Linked DNA regions of Homo sapiens: region 1 is linked to region 2. The links are chromatin loops, found by intact Hi-C in ENCODE. Cell type or tissue: Calu3. All regions are shown on one strand. Each heading gives the region's core, and the rest is flanking DNA. Links, peaks and the distances in the headings are about the cores only.

Evidence for each region. Peaks named below come from ENCODE experiments on the same cell type or tissue, not always from the same donor. Only the 100,000 strongest peaks of a DNase experiment are listed, where the experiment ranks them.
Region 1: a loop joins it to region 2, with 4 times the contacts of the local background. A loop is called at or near these places in 23 of 110 quality-filtered maps.

The regions. Positions count from the first base shown.
Region 1 is chrX:109,914,170-109,922,859 of GRCh38, forward strand. No RefSeq gene overlaps it. Among named protein-coding and RNA genes, the nearest start is that of TMEM164, 85 kb to the right of the region's middle. In Calu3, for the core only: no CTCF peak of the experiment used is centred there; no DNase peak of the experiment used is centred there.
Region 2 is chrX:110,009,245-110,017,934 of GRCh38, forward strand. The region is part of intron 2 of TMEM164 (transmembrane protein 164); the gene reads left to right. Among named protein-coding and RNA genes, the nearest start is that of TMEM164, 10 kb to the left of the region's middle. In Calu3, for the core only: no CTCF peak of the experiment used is centred there; a DNase peak (open chromatin) is centred at 3,757.

The DNA of each region.
Region 1 (8,690 bases), core at 267-8,266, 95 kb before region 2:
ATTAAGCAACACCGTTTAGTAACCAAGCCCGAAATTGCGGCCCAATAGACCACAGACCTAGAATGCCTTACCTACAAACCTTGTTGCCATGTGTGTTTTGGAATTCAGAATTGTTTGGATTTCAGAAAGGTGACACAAGCATACACTAGACATTAGATAACATACCTAGTGAGGCCTGGGGCAAAACCCCATAAGCAAACACATTAACATTTCTGCAGTGAAATGTATGATTTATTATACTTAGTGGGCTAGATGAAGACTATGAAATAGTTCAGGTTTGGTTTTGTCGCCAAAAGCATTTTGATGCCAAACTAATAAAAAACAAACAGCCTTTGATTTTCAGAGCCTTTTGAACTGTGCGTACTGTTTATGTCTTATTTTTGAATCTGGGTCATGGGCACATAGCTGTTTGTCGTATTACTGTTCATACCTTTTGTAGGTGTGAAATATGATTTTTTAAAACCTTTGAATTGCCTAGGCTCATGTCTGTTCTAAGAGGGAGCATGACACAATACTACATTCATAGAAGGCTTACTAAACACTTGTGGAATTGAACTAACTGGATCTAGCCCTCCTACATGTATTCTTTGTTAACTTGGCCTTAGAGAAAGCAACAGATGCTCTTCTAATTAGGGAGGTTAGTCTGGTTACAAATATAAATAAGAGTTAAGCTGGAACAAAGGCTATGCCTAGGAAAAATGCCTTCATTCCTTTATTCATTAACTCGACAAATATTGAGGACTACTGTGAACTTAGCACCGTGCTAAAAGTTGAAAAGCCATAGGAGGTATCATATAAACAAAGTTCTATCTCTTCCATTGAGAAATTGAAAGTCTGGTGGAGAAGATGAGCTGCTCTCGCCTACCTGTGATTTAATGGGCAGAATGCCACAGGATAGGCATGGTGTGCCATGAAAGCTCCAAGCAGATGTGCTCTCTGCCCAGCATATGGATACTGATGCATGCCTGGAGAGTTTAATAGAGGAGCTGAGATTACAGCAGTTTCCACACTGTTACCATCTAAAATGGCAATCTGCTCTCATTGCTCCCTAGCCTATGGGGGATTGGGTCGTCATTAAATTAGATTTCTGAGGTTTTTCTGTATCCAAGAAGGAGGACAATGCAAGGCCACATTTGGCGCCATCTAGTGCTTAATGAGTGCCATCTTGGATGGCCCCCAAAAGCAAAGAGTCAAGGGCTCCAGCGTGATATTTTAAAAGTTTCTCTGACCTGGCCGGGCGCGGTGGCTCACGCCTGTAATCCCGGCACTTTGGGAGGCCGAGGCGGGTGGATCACGAGGTCAGGAGATCCAGCCCATCCTGGCTAACACGGTGAAACCCCGTCTCTACTAAAAATATAAAAAATTAGCTGGGCGTGGTGGCGGGCGCCTGTAGTCGCAGCTACTCGGGAGGCTGAGGCGGGAGAATGGCGTGAACCCGGGAGGTGGAGGTTGCAGTGAGCCGAGATCGCGCCACTGCACTCCAGCCTGGGCGACAGAGCGAGACTCCGCCTCAAAAAAAACCAAAAAAGTTTCTCTGACCTGAAACCCCCTGCTCCAAACACTCCTGCCCCAATAACTTACTTCATCAAAAAGAAGGGCTTTTCCTGGAGTCCAGAGATAGCTGAAGCTGAGCATCTTGGTTTACCTCTTCCTTGATCTGGCCTATTTCAGCTCAGCCTGGGGCTATACCGTGATGTGGGTAACTAGATTCTTCATCCATAAAATGGGGATAATTAAACAAATTGACATACATAAAGTAGTTAAAACAATACTTGGCACATAGTAAGCACTGTTAACGGTGTGCCCACCTAACTATTAGGTTAATGTCAGGATTAAGCAGTCAAGCAGTACCCCAGTTCCAATGAAGTCCACCAAGGAATCTGCATCTCAAAAAGTTGACTCTGTGGGGGTCAAAGCTTCTGTTTGGGAAGAGGAGCTGGTACTCAACACCAAGGCCTATAAATTTCACGAATGTGCACTCATAGCCTAGAAAAGGAGGCTGGGACAGGGATGCCCCCACCCATTCCAGTGAATTACTCTCACTAAGATCACCAATAAACCAATAACCTTCTTGTTGGTAAATTCAGTGGATGATTTTCAGCCTTTATCTTCTCTGACCTTTTTCTTTTAGCAGGTGGCATGGGCACTGTTGAGCCTTCCTTTTCTCCTTCATGAGACACTCCCTTGGCTTACAAGATACCACACTCTCCAGGTTTTCCTTCCCCTCTGGCCAGCCCTGACACTTATTTGCACACACTTCTTCCTCCATCCATCTCTCAATTCTGCTGGTGACCCTCAAGAGTCTTTCCTAGGAAGCCTTCTCTTCTCACTAGCCATATTCTCCCCTGGGCAATCTTATCCACACCTATGACTCCATTGACCCATATGCTGATGACTTCTAAATCTAGCCCAGATCTCTCTTCTGAACTCCATACCCATAGATCTGGCTGTCAACCAGACATTTTCACATAGATGTTTTATAAGCACCCCAAACTCTACATGGTCCTAATTCAACTTACCATCCCAGCTCACCTCCACAGACAAAAGATCTTGCTCCTCCTCCTATGTTCCCTACCCCTATCTCCCACTTCACCTACTTCTGATTGATGTGTACGTAGTTCTACTCCGAGATTATACCCTGTATGCATACACTTATTTGTTTCCACTATCACTACCCTAATCCAGGCCACCGTCATCTCTCGCCTACAACAGCTTTCTAATGGGTCGCCTTCCTTCTTGCTTTTTCCCCCTCCAGTCTACGTCTCACGCTAAAGCTAGAAGGAGTTTTCTGAAATAGTAAAGATGATCAGGTCATTTCCTATGCTTAAAACCTTTTGACAACTCCTCACAGTCTTTAGGTAATAATAATTATAGCTTATATTTATATAGTACTTAATATGTATCAGGCATTCCTCTGGGATATATATATATATACATATAGCCAACAACCAACGAAGAACTGAAGACTGGAACAGCTATGTGTAGGAGCTTGGAACTGGATCATCGAGCCCCAGTCAAACCTTGAGATTAATGCCCTGGTCAACAGGATGATTGCACCTTGAACAAGAACTATCCAAATAAAGCACTCCCAGATTCCTGATCCTTAGAAACAGATAATAAATATTTGTTGTTTTAAGCTGCCAAGTTTTGGGGAAAATTGTTACACAGCAATAGATAACATATCACTGTAGTATATTACCTCTAACTTCATTTATTTATTCATTCAACCAACCAAAAACTATTTAACGAGTACCAAATAAGTGCCAGGCACCATGTTACATACTGAAAACTATTTCTCTGTCCACCCTCTCTTACCTTTGTCTCTCTACATAACAGTGAAAAGGAAATATCTCCCAATCCCAAAAGGTGACATGAGTTCTCATGTTTCTGTGCTTCTGTGCTGCCAGAGCTCTCTTTTGCCTCTTTCTCAGCCTGGCTACCTCCCACTCTTTCTTAAAGTTGGGTTCCTGTATCACCACCTGTCTCAGTCATGCCACCACCTTCTACTCTATTAGCATTCTGTATATACCTCTCTTATATCATTTAACTCACCAGAGCATAATAGACTCTTTCCTTGTCCAACCAAACTGAACCTTGGAGGGGGAACTATATCTTACTGATCTACGTGTTCCCAGTGTGTGCTTCAGGGTATGTGGAATGAATGAACCAATGGATGAGAGAATGTAAGCTCTTGGGATGGCAGTGATCTTTGTCTTCTTGTTTAGTGATGTATCCCAAATGCCTGACACAGTGCCTGGTACATAGTCAGTGTTCAATAAGTATCTTTTGCATGTTTTTGAAGATTTAATGAAGAAACAAATAAATGAGTACAAAGCAAGTCACCTCATGTTGTCTTCCCACTATCTCACCCAAGCCTATCTTTCTTTAGGCAATGCCCAGTGTTCTAGTAGTATTCATCTCATCCTTCCTGTCTTTTAAAAATGCATTCTTTACAAAGGACTAATCTTCTTTTGTTCTATTTTTATTTATTTATTTACATTGTATTTTGTTTGTAATTGATATCTTAATTGTACATATTTATGGGGTACAGTGTGGGGTTTCAATACATTGTGTATATATTACATAATGATCAAATCAGAGTAATTAGCATATTTCTCACTTCAAACACTTGTCATTTCTTTGTAGTAAGAGCATTCAAAATTTTCTTTTCTAGCTATTTTGAAATATATAATATGTTATTGTTAACTGTAGTCACCCCACTGTGCTGTAGAACACCAGAACTTATTCCTCCTAACTGTAACTTTGTACCCACTGACCAACCTCTCCCCATTCCCCTCTCCGCAATCTCATTACTCACAATTTTTCTCACTACTTCTGTGAGATAAACTTTTTTATATTCCATATATGAGTGACATCATGGAAGTATTTGGCCTTCCATGCTTGGCTTATTTCACTTAACATAATGAAAAGACTAATATTCTTAATTTGTAATTATTAAGCATCTCATGCCTGTACCAAAACATTTCATGTACCCCATAAATATACACAGCTATATATCCAAAGAAATTAAATTTAAAAATTAAAAAAATAAAAATTTAAAGGGTTAAAAAAATATATAAAGAGCTCCTGGAAACTAAGTAGGAAAAGATTGACAATACAATGGAAAAATGAGCAAAGGACATGAACAGAGTGTCCATAGAAAATGAAATTAAAACAGCCCTTGAACATCTGAAAAGGCACTCAACCACACTCACAAGTATAAACTAAAACCAAATATACACAGCATTTCCCTCCTGTTAGGTTTGCCAGAATCCGAAAGTTTGGCAACACTCAGTTGTAAAGTAGTGGGGGAAATGAGCACTCTCATACATTGCTGTTGGGAATGCAAAAGTGTATAATACAACCACCACAGAGGGCAATTTGTCAATATTTGTTAATATTTCTAAAAGTATTTACCTTTCTGGTTTTTTATCTTACAGGCTGACTTTCACACTTCAGGAAGCACCTCATGTGCAGGATTATTCCTTGCAGTATTGTTTATAATAGTGAAAGGTTGGAAACAACCCAAGTGTCCATCTATAGGGAACTGAATAAATAAACAATGGTACATTCATGCAATGTAATGTTACGCAGTTGTTTAAAAAAATGGTTGAGGAAACTGTGTCTGTACTGATATTGAAATATCTCCATGATATATACTACATTGAAGGAGGAAAATATGGAAGACTCGTGTACATATCTGTACAAATAATAAAAAGTTATACAAGAAGTTAATGAAAGTGGTTACCTACTAGAGGCAAGGGGATTGAACAAAAAAAACAGGTAAATTAAGACAGAGGAGGAGAAAGACTTCTTAATGTATTCCTTTTACATAGTTTCGAATTTTGAATCACTTAAATGTACTGCTTATTTGAAAACATTACATTGTGAGACAAACATCCCTTCTTTTTATACATTTGAAGAGACAAACTTATTCCCTGAAACAAAGTAATGTGCTTCTCCAGGGACACTTGCATCCAAACAGGGAATTAAAACGAAAGCCAAAGAAATCAAACATGAATGATGAATTTTTTTTTTTTGAGACAGGGTCTCGCTCTGTTGCCCAGGCTGGAGTGCAGTGGCATGACCTTGGCTTACTGCAACCTCCACCTCTCAAGTTCCAGTGATTCTCCTGCCTCAGCTTCCCGAGTAGCTGGGGTTACAGGCATGCGCCACCATGACCGGCTAATTTTTGTACTTTTAGTAGAGACGGGATTTCACCTTGTTGGCCAGGCTGGTCTCGAACTCCTGACCTCAGATGATCCACCTGTCTCGGCCTCCCAAAGTGCTGGGATTACAGGCGTGAGCCACCGTGCCCAGCCAAATGAAATTTCAAGTAGCAGCAGTAAGTATTCCAGTGAGGGAGAGGGAAGGGAGCCTCCTCAGTACTTCTGAAACTTTATTCCCATTGTAACTTGACTCAGGCCTTCCATTTCCTGAGCGTGGCCTCTGCTCTGATCCCGTTTGCCACCCTGTCCGTACATTCAGCAAACAGAACTGAGAAGCTAGGTTCCTCTAACCCAGAGCTAACACCAGGCCCCCAGTTGTCCCAATATTCACAAATGCTAACTGTAGCTGGTCAAATAAATTTCTTTTATAAATGGAGAATCGAGGCCTTTTGAAGAAATATATGTGGAATTGAAATGTAGAAAGGTGCGCTCTGCCTTCCAGAAACAGAAAATAAAAAGATAGGAAAAGAAAAAAGCTATAGCTATTGACACCAAAGCCTGAGCAATTTATTTGCTGCAAATCCCATAATCACAAACATTTCAGAGCTGTAATTCTGCCTGATTACCCTGTGCTGTCAGGGGGGTGGAAAAACCCAGAAGATTAATGTTTTGTATGGCAATAAGGCGGCAGGCCTGCAACTCTGAGCTTATCGCCCATGAATCAGGAGCCGGGCTGAGAAGCTTCAGGAGACAGCAGCATTTTATAATGATTTTTTTATGGAAAGAATGCTGTCAAGCCCAGATTCATTAGTTTCTACCAACACTGGTTTCTTCAGCAGACAGTCAGGCCAAATCTCCCTGTGCACAACCCCCCTTCTCCAGTTTATTCTGTGGCATCAGAGTATCTGGGGCGGGTGGTATATGTACATAAGGGGCAGGGTTGGTTGAAAAGGGAGAAACCACTTCGAGTGTGAGCTTTAGCTTCTAACCTTCTGTTAAAAGGCTGGTGCTTCAGGAACTGCTGTAAAGCTACTAAAATGGGAAGCCAGCTTCAGATAGTTGTTTCTAGTTCTTTCATAAGGCACATTAGGAAAGGGTGGCCCATTTAAGACAAGGACTACTGTTCGGTTGACCTATCTGTTGACCCAAAGCATTTCCACTCTAGCACCCAGAATTTAAGTACAACCTTTATACATCTTCCTATTTAAATAGTAATACTATCCAAAATTTCAATGTAGAGCTATACTACATATAAGCTGTGTGACTCTGGAAAAGTTACTTAACCTCTCTGAGGCTCAAATTATCTATAAAATGGGGATAATAATATTTATCTAAGAAGACTGTCGTGAGGATAAAATGAGATGAAGTTATGCATGAAGAATGCCTGACACTCATTAAATAGCCTTCATTATTCAAGATATCATGGTTCAGAAATTAACTTCACCATTTACTAAACAAGTTACCTTGGGCAAGTTACCTAATTTCTCTAAATGTCAGTTTCCACATCTGTAAAATGAAGAGGAAAATCTTCATGACTCTATGAGGTAGGTACCATTAATCACAAGTTAATTACTTAGCACACAGCTTGGGCAACATGGCAAAACCTCATCTCTACAAAAAATACAAAAATTAGCTGGGTGTGGTGACATGCACCTGTAGTCCCAGCTACTCAGGAGGCTGAGGTAGGAGGATTGCTTAAGCCCAGGAGGTTGACACTGCAATGAGCCATGATCACACCACTGTGCTCCAGCCTGGGCAACAGAGTGAGACTCTGTCTCCAAAAAAAAAAAAAAAAAAAAGACACGGTGCCCAGCGTTGTAATCATTCAAGAAATGAGAGCAACTAGGAGCAGTAGTAGGAGTAGTAACAAGCAGAAGAGGAGGAGGAAGAGGAGAAAAAGAAGGAAGATAGAAATGTACATAAAATCTGCAGGAAGAAAGATTTAGACATAAGAATTTAGGGACATAAGTTTAGACATAAGAATTTAGGGACTCAATTTTTGTTTGTTTGTTTTATAGAGACAGGGTCTCTGTCACCCAGGCTGGAGTACAGTGGTGCAATCATGGCTCACTGCAGCCTCACACTCCTTGCCTCAAGCAATCCTCCCACCTCAGCCTCCCAAGCAGCTGTGACTACAGGCATGCACCACCACACCCGGCTGTTTTTTTTTTTTTTTTTTTATTTTTGTGGAGATGGGTTCTCACTATGTTGCCCAGACTGGTCTTGAACTCCTGGCCTCAAGTGATCCTTCCACCTCAGCCTCCCAAAGTGCTGGAATTAATGTCCTGAGCCACCTCACCCAAGACAGGGTCTTGCTATGTTGCCCAAGCTGGTCTCAAACTCCTGATCTCAAATGATCCTCCTATCTCAGCCTCTCAAGTAGCTAGGACTGCAGACACAAGCCACCACACTTGGCTGAATTTGTTTTTCAAAATAAAGTGTTTTGTTTTTTTTTTCTGAAAAAAAAATCATCTCCCCCACCCTCCACCAATCTCTCTCTCTCTCTCGCTCAAAATCTATGACTCCACACTCCTTAGTCGTGTAGGCTATCTGTCCTCTTCACATTTTGCCAGCATCATCTGCTGTCCCTTTCCCCAGTGCTACTGCTTAGACAGGAAGTCCCTTGAGTTCTCATGCCTGAACATGCAACAATATTTATACTATTCTTATTATACTACCATTTATAATATTATTTATCCTATTTATTGAGCACTTGCCATGTGCTAAGCACCTTACATGTGTTATCTACACCAGTCTACAGGCTCCATGGTGAGCAAGACCATCATTCTTATCTATTTACTTCTCTCCTCCCAGTGTCTAGCACAGTGCTTGGCACATGGCCGGCCCTGAATACATATTTTTGATGCGTGAATGAATCTAATCCTCACTACAATTCTATGAGATAGGTGTAACTATTGTTTCCATTTTACAGAAAAGAAACCAAGGCTCAGATACATTAAGTCATAAAATTTGTAAGTTTGAGCCTCAGACACCAGCATGTCTGACACCGTAGGCTCAGCT
Region 2 (8,690 bases), core at 297-8,296:
AGACTTGTTTTTAGTTTCCTCCCCCTCTGTAAATACTCCCCTGAAGATTCTCCTCTACGAAACCTTTCCATAGGAGCCTGACCTGACTCCAGTAACACTTTTTGTCCTTTCCCAGCCGTCTGAATACATGTCAGAATGTTGGGCTCTTTAATGAATACCTTTGTATGCATGTAGGTAATCTGGTGTTTGGCCAGATCATTTTTTTTTGTTTGTTTGTTTTTTGTTTTTTGTTTTTGCATGTTTCTTTAATGTTTCTCCACCATTAGTGGGAACACTTTTTTAAAGTAAAGGAGTAGTGGATTTTTCCTTTGTAACTCCTTGCAGAGCTGAATATAATACTGTATATGCACATTAATTGTTTAATGTGTACCTGGATAATGGTGACTGAATGATTGATGGAACTGACTTTTTGCTTTCCTTTTTTCTTTCTCCACTGGTGGCCCTATGTTCCTATTAAGAGAATCTTCCAGCCAGGCATGGTGGCACACGCCTGTAATCCCAGACTTTGGGAGGCTGAGGCAGGCAGATCACGAGGTCAGGAGATTGAGACCATCTTGGCTAACACGGTGAAACCCTCTCTCTACTAAAAATACAAAAAATTAGCCAGGTGTGGTGGCACGCGCCTGTAGTCCCAGCTACTCGGGAGGCTGAGGCAGGAGAATCGCTTGAACCGAGGAGGCAGAGGTTGCAGTGAGCCGAGATCCCGCCACTGCACTCCAGCCTGGGTGACAGAGCAAGACTCTGTCTCAAAAAAAAAAAAAAAATCTTTCTGCCTGTTTTTTGAAATAGCCACAGGAGTGAGGCAATCTCAGCTCCTGCTCACACATCTTTTTGTAGAATTTCCATCACAAAGAATGGTTATTAGAATCTCTACTCTTGGCCCAAAGTGTCTGTTTGCTTTTCTCCCAATCAGGAAATCACACTGTTGGATCTTGATCTTAATCTCTTGGACATGCCAACTTTCTTGCTTCTTAATATCATATAAATAAAAAATGTTATTAAGCCAGAGACTTACTTTTCCTTTTTCTCCCCTCTTCTCTTTTTCAGTGGATACCTCATTGTTATGCCTCATTGAAATGAAGAGCTAGGTTTCTCTGCTTCTCCTGGTCTTTCATATATTTTGTTAAATTGAGAATGTCTTGTCTCACGTGCTCCTCTCCTGCCAGGAACTGGCTGAGTGAATGCGAAGAGACTCTGGATGTGGAAAGCGGTGATTGTCAAACTTTATTTGTAAAAGAGTCTCTTGGAAGCTTGTTATAATGCGGATACCTTGTTCTCTACATGGTGATTCTGAGCAGGTCTAGGGTGAGGATTGGAATCTGCATTTATACTCGCTCTTGGGTGATTCTAATGCTGGTCAGCCTTGGACCCCACTTTTAGAGACATTATCTAGTGGCTGAAGTAATTAGGTGGGAAGTTGGTTTCAGTGCCCATCCTAATTGAGCATGAGTCTGGGTGATCTGTGGGCAAGGCATTAAGTGTTCTGGCACCATCTCAATACCTGTTAAATAGTGTGATTCAGATTAGAGGATGAGGGCCCCAAGTTATTGTGAAGAGGGTTTTAAGGTAGCTGTAGAGTTCCACTGGCTTGTTTGGTGACTGTTAGTTATGTCAATGGAGTATTTCAACCAGGCCACCTTTATTACCTTCCAGTGATATATGGAATATATCCCTCCAGTCCTTCTATATCCCCCCGCTTTCCAGTCTCTAAGATCTGCAGGGACTAACAAGAGGGAATGTTGACACATGGTTTGTTGTATGCTAACTCTCTGTTTGCAGGACTGTTGTTTTAGATGTTCGTGGGAGTTTATTCTTTCTTGCGTTCACTCAACAGATATTTATCGAATGCCTATTGTGTGCCAAACATTGGTGCCAGGTATTGGAGATTCAAAGAGAAATAAGAAGCAGTCATTGTTGATGTACTTTCAAAAACAAAACCAAAAACAAAAAAAAAAGAAGAAGTAGCCTTTGCCTTCATTTTGTTCACAGTTTTGATGAGATGGACAAGGAAATAGATCAACTAAATTACAACATTACATGTATAGTAACAGATTTGAACAAAGCATAGGGGACAGGGGTCTTTTTTTTTCCTAATGCAATTAAGGAAAGCTTCCTAGAAGAGGTGGCATTTGAGCTGGCTCATGTTAGCTCCATGAAAGCAAGGACCCTTGGTTTTTGTTCTCTTAGTGCCTAGAACAGGGACTGGCTCTAGTAGGTGCTCAATAAATGTATTTGAATGCGTAGGAATTCATTGGGTGATGGAGGAAGGAAAGCAATTCTAGGCATAAGAAACAATAAGTGCAAAGGCTATGTGCTATCTCCCCATTTCTCCTATTTAATATCTATTCACTTACCCAGGGTTCAAGTAGACAGGAAGAGGATGGATGTGGAGAGCAGTGATTATCAAACTTTATTTGTGAAAGAATCCCTTGGAAGCTTGTTATAATGTAGATGTCTAGCTCTCTTCATAGCAATTCTGAGCAGGTCTAGGATGAGGATGGGAATCTGCATTTATAAGAAACTCCCAGATGATTCTAATGCCTGTGAGCCTTTGACCTCACTTTGAGAGATCCTACCATAAGTTCGCAGAGTTGCTTCCTCCTTCACAGAAAAGTGTCTCAACTGTAACCTGGAATTATTTGCTTATTATTATCAGGGGTAGATGTCTTACTTCTCCCTTGGCCAACTAAGTGAAACTCTAGGAATGCTCTGTCATTTCTAGGCTGTTGATAAACGACCTGCAGATGCCCTTGAATCCTCGATAGGGGATGAGATAGAAAATTGTGTTCTCTGTGCTGTCCCAAGGAGGGCCCACACTGTCAACAACAGAGGCACACAACATTGGGGTAAGTGAACAGACATTAAATGTGAGAAATAAGGAGATAGCAGGCATCCCACCTGCAACCAGTAGATGCTTTTTAGTGGCTTGTGGATGGTTGCTGCTCTAAAGTCCACAGCAGCACTAATGAAGTGTGGTGCCATCTTTCTACCTTTCTTTTTCATATCTCTTCTTCCCTGTTTCCAAGTCTGTCCACCTGATCCACCCCACACAAGTTCCAAAACAATCCTTTCTATAATTCAAAATGCCCATCTCATCAGAGGAGATGATAGCCATGGGGGATTAGGAAGAAAGCAGTTTTATTTCAGAGGTTCATACTGAAATGTGAGTGGACAGACTCCACTGGGCGTCAGGGAGAGGATGAGTTTTAAAAAAGGGCCTTGTTACCCTAACATTATATCTAATTGGTAGACTGTGTCTAGTGTTTTTAAGCAGATGTCCTTTCTCATGTGCCTTGCTCAGGTTTTGGCCTCTTCTCTCCCGCTAAAGCCCCTGATCAGGAGAACTGGAGTTATCCATGCCTTGCCACCCTACATGCTGACCCCCAGGGTTTCATATTAATGTAAATCTCCCTCCACAGTGCTTGGATGCAGCAGTTAATCTGAAGGCCTGGCGAGGACCCCTCTTCTGGGCACCAGTCAGTCCTCTGTGTTTACTCAGCTCTTTCCTGGCTACACAGGGCAGCGCTTGCACATCTGTCAGTTCATGGGCATCAAGGCACTTGGACCTGTTACCAGCATGAGATCCTGAAGGGAAGGGTTTGGGGGATCTCTTGATTGGTTTTGGTTCCCGTCTAGTAGCTGCTGGAGGAAATGGCAGAGGGAGGAAGGATAATATGAGTTTTATTCTGAGCTGGGTGGTGTTGAGGGAAGGGAATGGATTGCAGGAGCCAGGAGGTCAGACAGGATTGGCCTGTTTGGCGAAAACAGTGCAAGCTCTGCCCTGTGGCCATGTGTTTAGGTGGGTAGGAGAGGGAGGAGTGAGATCATCTGGAGGGGAAAGGAAGCATGGTACCATCCTAATTCTAGCCCAGTGCCTTCAGTCTCCTCATGTCCATCACATGCCAGTATTGGTATAAAGTCAGGGTGTATTTTGCCTGTGAATTGAATTGTCTTTGCCAATCGACCAGCTGTGTTTGCAGAAAGACTCTGACTGACTGTGTTCTGGCTGTTGCTAGCAAAGAGACATTTCATTCAGGTGCTGATTAAATAAGGTGCAGAGCCAGATTGCACATTAAGGCCCTTAACTATGGCTCTGGGAGTCCTGGGTAAACACTTATTAGATGTTCTGGGCAGAGCACAAAAAGGCTGGTAGTCAGGTGTTCTCTTCAGAAATCAGGTTGAAGGAAAATGGGGTAAAGAGAGACTTCTATAAAGAGTTTTGATCTTCTTTTCTTAACATTAATCAGATCTGAGTGGCTGGTGTGTACACATCAGGGCCAGATAAGTTTCCTCATTGGCATTTACTTGCCAAATTCTTGCTGGGACATTGTAGGCTTGGACTGGGATACAGCGGGGATCCTGACTTAAGTAGGGCAGTAGGAATGCTTCATTTTCCTAATGCAAGTTCAGCTTGGTGGATAGAGCCTTTGGACCATATTTCCTGGGTTTGGGTTTGAGCTCCATCACCATGTAACCTTAGGCATGTTACTTAGCTGCATCTGTAAAATGGGAATAATAATAGGGTTGTTGTGAGGGTTAAATAAAATAATTTAAATCAAGTATTTAGCAGAATTTCTGGCTTATTGTGTGCACTAAATAAATGTTAGCAGTTTTTAATAGTAATAGTATTACTTAACATTTCAAGATCATAGTGGTGTATTGGGTAAGAGTACAGGCTCTAGGGTGGTAAAAGCCTAGATTCAAATTCTACCACTAGCTCTGTAACCGTGGGCAAATTACTTAACCTCTCTGAGCCTGTGTTCCCACATTCATAAAATGATATGATCAAACTTGAACATTACCAGAGTTGTTGTGAGGATTAAGTGAGAAAAATGAGAAAATATTAATAAAGCATTTAAGATAGTATCTGGCACATAAGACACATTCAATACATTTAAATGATGATGATGATGATGACGATGATGTCGGCAACTAAGATGGTGAGGGTGATGATGACAGTCATCATCATTCTCACTATGGCTGCTGCTTCGAGCCTGGGTGCCTGTTGTTGCAATAAGATGGTAGGGATTTGATACAGGAAAGCTTTTCCAAGAAAATCTTCCCTGGCATCATAATTTCATGCAGTGGGCAAAGGTATTGGTTCCATGAAGTTAGCACCCATGTAATAATTTCTGCGGGACAGGGTTGTTTGGCTGTTTGAGGCTTAAGGACGTGTTTGTGGGTAATGTGAAGGTACTTTAAATTATCCAGTCCTTTCTGGGTGACTGGGTGATTCTGTTTAAAATGGCAACTCTTCTTACATCTCTAAGATTTAAAGAATTTAGAAGGTGGCTCTCATTGTTAGGAAGCTTAGCTTTCCGGGGACCTATTGGCTTAATTATTATTGCTCTTTATCAATGGGCTGGCTCCATGGTGCAAACTCTCTTGAGATTGGTAGTCTAGGAAACCAGTGAGTTTGTGACAGAAGTATGAAAGGAGTGAGCTTGGGGGAATGGGGTGGGCATAGACTGGTGAATGGGTTTTTTTTTTTGGTTGTTTCTTTTTTTTTTTTTTTTTTTTTTTACTTTTTCATTTATTTCTTTTGATTAAGGGGAGTGCAACTTTCTCCAGTGCCAACTATTACCAGAGCTGGGTAACTGTTGGAAGAGAAAGGGCCACCCCCAGAGCTCCTGGGTGAAAGGCAGGTTCAAGTGAACAAGTATCTTAGCTGAAGGAGAAGCACAGTATAGTGGAAACTGTGCTGCTTTCAGGAGAAGACTTCACTGTGCCTTGGCTTTTTGCATCAGCAAATGGACAGAAAAAAACCAATTATTCTTACATCTCCGGGATATGGTAATCCTCTCTCCTTAAGACCAGCTCTCCTCCTTTTCAAGACTTTGCTCTGGGGCCTCGTTTTCAAGACTGAGGTCTGGGGCCTAAGCCACCAATCACTAGAGAAGGATCCCCTTAAGAGCAGCCTTCTGGGGCCTAGACCTTGATCATGTGATTTCAGGCCTTGGGATGTGGGGGGTGTGCTGTATCCTGCCAAGGCCATTGGAAGGCCTCTGGGCATATTCCCAAGCATTGTGGGTAAGAAGGCTGTTTCTTAGTCTTGGAGGTGGGAGAATTGAGAAAGCTAAGGTCATGTTTTCTATAACCTGGTTCCTGGAAGAGGAGCTGGTTTAGAGGGCATTTCTAAACAAACAGCAACCCAAATAAACAGCAGCGCTTGGAAATTAGTTATGAAAGTTCACACATTCTAAGACCTAGGGAAGATTGTAACAAAGGGTCCTCTTCATATCAGCACTTGTTCATTGTTGGTTTGCATTTGTTAAGAGTTTCCTTTTTTAAGTTCCAGGAACTTGAGTGTGTGTGTGTGTGTGTGTGTGTGTGTGTGCGCGCCTGTCACTTTATTCTCTGCACCCTGCAGGAATGTTGCTCAGAGTCATGTGCACAAGTGCCTCATTATCAGCAGCGCTTTCACACTTGGTCCCTTGGGCTGCCACTGCTACTGGCTGCTGCTTCATGTGGGTATTTCTACCTATTTCCTGGAGCCCCAGCCCCACAGGGAATGTTGGCACCCTGAGGAAAGGGACCGCCTCTACATTTGGATCTCCCTTCTGCTGCAGGGCAGCTGACTTTACTCTGCTTTCAAGTTCACCTTTCCTCAGAATAGCCCTGCAAGCTAGCACCAAGCCAAGGTTATGTTTCCTTGCTTGCATGTGGGGTTTCTGGCCAGTCAGCCAAGTGAACTGATTGACCCCCAGCCCTGTGGGGAATTTCAGGGGGGTATTGTCTTGGTCATCGGAGTCAGGGGTGGCCTTTAGGCCAAGGCTGCATTAGCTTTGTGGAGAAGAATGTGAAGCCCGCCGTGTCACAGGGTCTGCTGACCGGCTGGGTAGTGTTTGGCCATATCTCACAGCCAGTGCTGTGTTTGCTCAGATGGACGCACATGGAAACCAGGCTAGGATCATCTTCCCAAATGTCTTACTCCCTGCTTTGGGTCTGTCCTGAAAAACAATTTGCAAAGTACATTGTGGTCTGCACCTGTTGTTTTTTCATCCCCCTTTTCCACAGTCAGTTTGCAGTGAATGGAGGATTAATCCTGGCTCTTGCCACTTGTATTTTCTCTTTCCCTTCTTTCCTTGACGTTGGGTTCTTGCTTTTCAGTTATAACTGTCTGTGGACATTAAGGACAGCTGGTGCCCCTGATCATTTAGGACCTCCCTTAGGCCTTTAAAACGCTGGAAATGTGTAACAGGGCCGGATGGGCAAAAAAGAGTCGAATTTAGGAGAAAACTCACTATAATTTCTGGTTATCTTTGTACACTCTCAGAAAAGTGAGGAGTGGTAGTAATAACACTTGTAACATTTTTGAATACACGTTAATTATGCTTTAGGCATGGTGCTTAGTCTACTGCCTGTGTATTACCTCATTTGCAGCCTTCCAGAAAGGTTGTTTTTTGTTTCATGTAATTTTTTGTTTTTTTGAAACAACGTCTTGCTCTGTTGCTCAGGCTGGAGTGTAGTGGTATGAATATGGCTCACTGCAGCCTTGACCCCTTGGGCTCAAGCGATCCTCTTGACTCAGCCTCCCAAGTAGCTGGAACCACAGGCACGCATCACCACGCCCAGCTAATGTTTTTGTTTTTTGTAGAGATGGGGTCTTGCCATGTTGCTTAGGCTGGTCTTGAATTCCTGGGCTCAAGCGATTCTTCTGCATCAGCCTCCCAAAGTGCTGGGATTATAGGAGTGAGCCACCACACCTGGCCTGTTTTATCTAATTCTTCTTTTCTTTGCTTCTAGCTGATTTCCCCTTTGGTAGACTATAGGCACTGGATGTTCTAGCTGTACTTTCTCAGGTTGTTAAAATGGCAGAGTGATACCAAATCAGAGCTGAAAGAAACCTCTGAGAACAACTAATTTGTTTCTTTTTCATCCCTTGTTTTCCAGATGAGCAAACTGAGACCCAGAGAGGTGAAGTGATTTGCCCAAAGTCACACAGCTAAATAGAAGCAGAGCTGAGTCTCCTGACTCCCATTTCAATATCTCTCTATAATACCACACATGGCCTCCTTCTATCCTTAACCTTCCAGCATGAAAGGAACTAGACTTTTCTTCTTGCTCACTATTAGAGAAATGGAAATCTTGTGCTTTTTGAGCATCATTGTTTATTGCCTTCTTGAAAGTGAGGATCTCCTGGCTGCAGGCCACCTCCTTCCTTTCTTTCTTTCTTTCTTTCTTTCTTTCTTTCTTTCTTTCTCTCTCTCTCTCTCTCTTTCTTTCCTTCCCTCCCTCCCTCCCTCCCTCCCTCCCTCCCTCCCTCCCTCCTTCCTTCCTTCCTTCCTTCCTTCCTTCCTTCCTTCCTTCCTTCCTTTCTTTCTTTCATTTTTTTTTTTTTTGAGACGGAGTTTCACTCTTGTTGCCCAGGCTGGAGTACAATGGCATGATCTTGGCTCACCGCAATCTCCGCCTCCTGGGTTCAAGCGATTCTCCTGCCTCAGCCTCCCGAGTAGCTGGGATTACAGGCATGCCCCACCATGCCCGGCTAATTTTGTATTTTTAGTAGAGATGGGGTTTTTCAATGTTGGTCAGGCTGGTCTCGAACTCCTGACCTCAGGTGATCTGTCTGCCTCCACCTCCCAAAGTGCTGGGATTACAGGCGTGAGCCACTGCGCCCGGCCTGCAGGCCACCTCTTTACCTGGCTGGTATAGCAACTGTTTTTTTCAATTTACTTTCCTGCCCTTGC